Linked DNA regions of Homo sapiens: region 2 is linked to region 1. Evidence: chromatin contacts called from ENCODE Hi-C data. All regions are on one chromosome and are shown on one strand. Each heading gives the region's core, a stretch centred on a gene start or an enhancer-like site at or near the end of the contact. The rest is flanking DNA. Distances are from core to core; before and after follow the strand shown. Region 1 holds the start of TAMM41 (TAM41 mitochondrial translocator assembly and maintenance homolog). Region 2 holds the start of NR2C2 (nuclear receptor subfamily 2 group C member 2).

Evidence for each region. Hi-C counts contacts between places; a loop is a spot of excess contacts on that map. Pooled maps may share reads with other maps.
Region 2: a map of CD8-positive, alpha-beta T cell shows a loop between it and region 1 (6-fold over the local background). The contact joins the promoter of NR2C2 here to the promoter of TAMM41 in region 1. A Hi-C loop is called at or near these places in 3 of 168 maps with a recorded cell type or tissue (CD8-positive, alpha-beta T cell and naive thymus-derived CD4-positive, alpha-beta T cell) and 7 of 50 pooled maps.

What each region holds. Positions count from the first base shown.
Region 1 is chr3:11,845,464-11,848,533 of GRCh38, reverse strand. TAMM41 (TAM41 mitochondrial translocator assembly and maintenance homolog) reads left to right here and starts at 1,649. Exons shown (of 8, transcript NM_001284401.2): 1 at 1,649-2,032. The coding sequence starts at 1,898.
Region 2 is chr3:14,946,166-14,949,235 of GRCh38, reverse strand. NR2C2 (nuclear receptor subfamily 2 group C member 2) reads right to left here and starts at 1,653. Exons shown (of 14, transcript NM_001291694.2): 1 at 1,330-1,653. FGD5-AS1 (FGD5 antisense RNA 1) reads left to right here and starts at 795. Exons shown (of 2, transcript NR_046251.1): 1 at 795-1,223. RefSeq lists enhancers at 1-436, 791-990, 437-1,124, 1,813-2,502 and silencers at 591-650, 1,041-1,460, 1,481-1,550, 1,601-2,030.

The DNA.
Region 1 (3,070 bases), core at 400-2,899:
TCGTGCCACTGCACTCCAGCCTGGGCAACAGAGCAAGACTCGGTCTCAAAAAAAAAACAAAAACAGAAAAGCCCCAAAGAAGTCTAAAAAGTGCCTGGGCATACTAAGTGCTTAATAATGACACCTATTATTAGTATTATTGTCACCGAGTCCTTTCAATTCTTTCTTGGTTGAATTTTCCCATCTATCTTCTACCTGATAAACTCCTACCCAGCTTCCAGGCCTGGCTCAAAATGCCATCATTGTGAAACCTCTTCTGGTCCCTTTCCCCAACACCCAGAACTGACTGACGTTCCCATTGGAGGGACATTACATTCCGGCACTGTGCTGGGTACCTGGCTGCATTACCCAAATTCTACTCTGATTTGCAGTTCTGTCTCCTCTCCTCTACAGACCCCTAGCTCCTGCAGGGCAGCAGGCAGCTCAGATCTCTTCATCTCAGTGCAGGCCCAGAGTGTGAGTGCAAGTAATCATTTTTCCAATTGATTTAATCCCATCCCTGCTCCTAAGACCTTGGCCTAGCCGTTTCCAGTTCATGGGGGAACTATGATAACAACTGTCTAATCAGTCCCCCACAATTCAGGCTAACATGTGAATTACATAAGTCCTTGCTCAAAACCCTTCAAGGACAGAGCAGAATTTCCGAAAAAATCCCAGAGTTGGAGCCAGACCTGGGTTTAGCTCTAGTTTTGCCACAGGCTGATGTGATCCTATCACCTGGCTTTACCTCTCTAAGCCTTAGCTTGGCCATCAGTAAAACCAAGGCCCTCCTGCCACAGGGCACTAGAGGGTGCTCAGTGAGAAGTGCATGTGAAAATGTGTCAACATTACCTGAATGTTAGCTATTACTATTTCTATTATTTTTGAGAGGTAGTGTATTTTGGGGAGGAAGGAGAGGGTAGTTGAAAAAGTTTCTGTCCTGGAAGTCAAACCACCTCCTGAATGGTAATCTTCAGCAAGTTTCTCCAGTTATACAAAGAGGAGAGCTGTAAGATTTTTCTACTCCTAGGGTCCTGTTTCCTCCAGAAACTGCATTTGAAGCACCCTTTGTGAGACCATTCCACAAGGCAAGGGGGCAAAAACTGTGATCCACCCTTGAAATTAAATGCAAGTATCAGAGAACGTCTGTGCACTCCCATATCCACCCTTGTATTTGAAAAGGGCTTTAGCGTGAAGAAGTCTCCGTCAAATCTTGACGGTGGTATTCTCTACATGGCGGGATTGGGCATCATTTTAATTTTGTGTTTTTCCAAATCTTCGAAATCTGCAATTTTGGAACTAGAGCGATGATGGGGGCACAATATTGTGAAGGCACTACATGCTACTACACTGTCCATTTCAGAACGGCTAGTTCCATATTATGTGAGTGTCGCCTCACTTAAAAACCTTCAATACGCTCCCGATTTTATAGTCATTCTTTAAACCGTAGTTTGAAGAGAGAAGTACAGAGGCTATCAAGGCTCAGGGCCCGCGGAGTCGGGTGACGCTCGCCTCCGCCGATTTGTCCAAGTCGCAACCTAGCCGCCAGCCTGTAGGGCACTCCTCCGACCACGAGGGGACAATGCAAAGCCTCGCGTTCCCCACACTAAGGCGAGCACCGCCTCTTGCGTCTTGGAAGCGCCTGTGCGTGCGTGGGGCGTAGCAAGGGACGGAAGCTCTGCCTGTGCGACCGCCGCCCACCCGAGCCTATCTGGGCTGCGTCTTCTCGCCGCTGCTCTTCGTGGCCCAACGCCCCAATCCTTGCGTGTGCTTGCAGTCCCACCCCACACTCAGCCTTGTGTCCCTCGATCCAGTCTCCGACTTCCATTTCCCACCCTAAACCGCCTACCCGGTGTCTGTTCCCCGCCCGGTTGTCCTCGCCCTGCTGCGCTGAGTGTCCCCTGTTAGCCTCGACCCCATGGCGCTGCAGACGCTGCAGAGCTCGTGGGTGACCTTCCGCAAGATCCTGTCTCACTTCCCCGAGGAGCTGAGTCTGGCTTTCGTCTACGGCTCCGGGGTGTACCGCCAGGCAGGGCCGAGTTCAGACCAGAAGGTGAGCCCGGGCAGCCCCACGACGGGGAACTGTCTGTTCTCACGAGTCCCGTTTTGCCCTCGATTCCTTCAGAGTCGGAGAGCTGCCTGTCCGCTCTGCACACTCCACGTGTCCACTAGCAGAGTGAACCATAGGCCTGCCTTCCTAGTATAACGACAGCGCGAGTTGAAGCGACGGTGTTGAAGGATACTTAGGAATCCACGTGGGTCTAGAGCAGGAGAAGCAGTTAGGCAGAAGGAAAAACTGCTGCAGGGGCAAATGGAAGAAAGGAAAAGAAATCGTTATCAGGTTCTTTCAGTGTTTTAGTCGGCTGGACATCGGAATTTTCTGGGGAGCTTTTAAGAAAATCCTAATGCTCGGCTTCCGCCGATGGAGATTCTGATTTAATTGGTTTGGGATGAGGCCTGGGCTTCAGGAATTTAAGAAACGTCCCAGGTGATTCTAATGCGCAGCCAAGTTTGTTGAGAGTCACCTCTATAAATGTAGGAGAAAATGCAAAATGATCTTCTGACTTCAGGAAGTTGGCGGACTGGTTGTAGGGCCAGGGCAGGTGCAGTGAAAGTAACTAACATCAAAAGTTAGTGCGTGACCAGTGTATTTACCCTCGCTCAGCACTTTTAACAACGGTCTGTTTGAGACTAGGCATTGTTACTTTTCAGAGTTGGCTCAGCACAGCCTCAGTAAGGGTACAGTTTTCCTTGTAATTTGCAGAATTCAGTGTGCAGGTTTTAATGGGGCCCCCTGCGTCTGGATACCTGACTGTAGTCTGTCTTCTGATTAACATCCTGCCTGTTCACTTCCTGGTGAGGCCATCTATGCTGTTGCTTGGATTTCCTCTGTTTCCCACTTACACTACTATTTAATATTTTTCTTTAAATTGGCAGCATATGAGAAATTATAGGTTATTATAGGCTAGTTATTTTTCCCGAATTTACCTTAACATAATTACACATTTTTAAAAAACATGTTTATTCCATACCTGCCTCGCCACCAAATCTCAAGTGTCCCCAGTGGTCTGTAGAGTCACACTCTACAGAG
Region 2 (3,070 bases), core at 404-2,903, 3.1 Mb before region 1:
TTTTCTTTCACAGAACTTATGACTCTCTGGAATTATTTGTCTATTCACCCCCCAGCCCCCAACTCTAGTGAGGGCAGGGGTCTTGTACAGCTGGTTCTCCAGATGTGTCCCCAGTGCCTAAAAAACTAAGTCAACATGTATTCAGCGAACGAATGAGAAGAGAATCACTCCCGAATTGTGCTCTCTCAAACCCCAAATACCCTTAACGCTTGCCTCTCCTGGTGGCTGTAATCCCATTTTTAACAATAACACCATTTTCAAGTGACTCTGAAGCTCGCAAAGTAGCGTTGCCTCCATTTTCTGAGTAGAGCCCCACAAACAATGCTCAGAAGGGAGGTCCGGCCTGGCAAGAATGCGCATGCCCCCCATTTACAGTCGATAAAATTGAGCCTCATTAGGGGATTCGCCAAGGCCGCTGCGAAATAACGAGCAGGAGCCCTGAAAAGTGTCCTGGTTCCGAAAACCTCTTCCCACGAGAGCGCATCGTGGACTCGAAATGCTTCATCACCTTTATTACTATTGTTCCTCAGTACTCATTCGAGACGCGTTCCAGGCGGAGGGAAGCAGCCCACCTGCTGACCCAAGACCAGGCGCCGGCCTCTCCACCCGGCCGCGCCCCTCGCGCCCCGCCCCCGGCCCCGCCCCCGCCGACCCGGCCCCACTCTTCGCCCCGGCCTCTACTCCCGCCCCGCCAGGGCTCCCGCGCCCCATAAGGACCACCCTCTTCCGCCTCAGCCAATCAGCAAAGCTTAGGGGGGCGGTGCCACAGGCCCCGGCCCTCCTATCTGGGCGCCAATTAGCCAGCCCATCCGTCGCTCACGAGGTCGCGCCTCGCACCCGCCTTCCTCCTTTTCTTTTACCCTCCCCTTCAGAAAAAACGGCGGTTGGGCTGCGACGGCCGCCAAAGGCGGACTAGAAGCGGAGGGGTGAAAATCCCGGCAGAGAAGGAAGAAGGGACTGCAGGCGGGAGGAGGAGGAGGATAAGGAGGAAGGGAGCCCGCCCAGCCGGAGCCATCTCCGTCGAGAACAAAATGGCGGCGCTGGCGGAGGGCCAACTATAAGGCGGGGCCGCGGCCATTCCCCCTCCACCCCCACCCTTGCGCCGGCCGGGCCGGTCAGGGGGAACCCGCTCGCTTCGCCCGGCCGCGGGCGGGGAGGGGAGGGGAGCGGCCCGGCCCACTATGCAAAGCGCCGGGCGCCGCCGCCGCCACCCCGTGGCAAAGGTAAAAGGGTCGGGTTCAGCCGCCGCCGCGGCGCCTCCATGTCCGCGCGCCAGGCCCGCCCCCTCCGCCGCCGGCCCGAGCCCGCCCGACCCTCTTTCAATTTTACCTCAGGATTTGGCGCCAAAGCGGCCTCGAAGCGGGTCCCGTGTCTGCGGCGGGCGGCCCCCGGCGCGGAGGGCAGGGCGCGGGGAGCCCGGGCTCCCGGTGTCGGCGGATGGCGGGAGCCCGGGGGCCGCGGGCTCGCGGGGCAGCGGGCGAGAGACGAGACGCCGAGGTGGGAGCGGGGTGGCGGGGACGGGCCCGGGGGCGCCGCCGGGGTCGCGGAGAAGGGGGGGTTTGTTATTGTTTTTGTCAGTGAAAGGTCAGAGTTCGTGACCCCGGTGCCGCCGCCGCCGCCGCCCGCGCGCTGGTAGGAGGAGGGCGAATGTTCTTCTTCCTCTTCCCAGCGCCAGCCTCGCCGCCGCGGCGGGGGGCGGGCGAGAACGCGATTGGCTGAGGCGCGCGCGCGCACCGGAACGCCGCAGCCGGCGCTCGGTCCATCCGGCCCGTGGGCTGTGGGGCCCCGGGCGGCGGCGGCTACGTAGCTGCCGCCGGCCTTGGCCGCGGCCGGGCGGGCGGATATGTGGCTTAAATGGCGCAGGCGTCGGGGCCTAGAGGCTGAAGGGCTGGTCGTCCTAAAAACTCGTGGACGTCGCGCACGGTTACCCGGACGCAGGCCCGCCCCTCTGGGGAACCGCGAGCTCCTCGCAGCTGGGTGGGGACCGTCCTCGCAGTGGCGGCCTCCACCCTGCCTTCTCGCTTAGCCAAGGCTTCTGGAAGGCTCGCAAAGTGTCTGTTGTTGGAAGAAGCCGGGCCCTGACTGGCGCGACGGATTCTCCCAGCCGCTCAGCAGAGCGTCTGTAGGTCGGAAGTGGGGGTTGTATTGGGTGGGTATTGAGCTCTTCGGCCCTTCCTCGGTACTGATAGTTTTTAATTTAGGTTTTAAAGGTCTAAAGATGCGCCCGTTCTGGCCATCTCAGGTGAAATGTTGAAACGCCCCAGAACCTATAATTTTTGGTTTCTTAGTAAACATACGATCCAGATCTTGTGTAATTCCATGCCCCTCCTCCTCGAAATTTGGAAGTAGTACATGGTAATAGGGATGTGTAAAGCAGCTTTTAGCAGCATTGCTTAAATTTATTTGAAGAAATTGGCCTGTCTTGCTCTTAAACTCTTGGGCTGTAGGTTTTCCTTACATATTTCTCTGTTTTATGTCGTGGTTTTGACTTGCCTGGGAAGGTGCAGGCGCTTATTTATCCTAAATGCCCTGAAGTGTTTAGGCTACAGGCTGTAGATCTTATACTGATTTTTTTTCTTCAGTTTTCTTGCTTATTAAGAATAAATATTGACTCCAGAATGGATGGGTTAACTTTTTTTCCCACACAGTATCCATTTGGGTTTTTATCAGGATGACTCCAACATTTAGTATTTTTTTTTCCATAATCTTATAATATTTCTATTTGGTAAAAAATGTTTTAAACACAGCTATTTCCCCTTCCTCCTTTTTCTGACGTTGCAAAATTGGGAAAAGAGCTAGGTTCGTTTTGTCATGGTAAAGCACAGCTCTTGAAATTGGAAGAGGCCTTAAGGGAATGTGGTCAAATTTTTTTCTTGCAGAAAGATTTTCCGATTTTAGGGGTGAAGTGGGTGAGAACTAGAAAGGTCAAGTGATGTACCTGAGAGGCAAAAGCAATTGCGTTTTTGCATTTTTGAAATTTGCTGTTTGATATTGGAATACATTCTTAAATAAATGTGGATCATTTTAATGCACATTTCTCACTTTATTTTTTTGCTAATGACTTATTGCT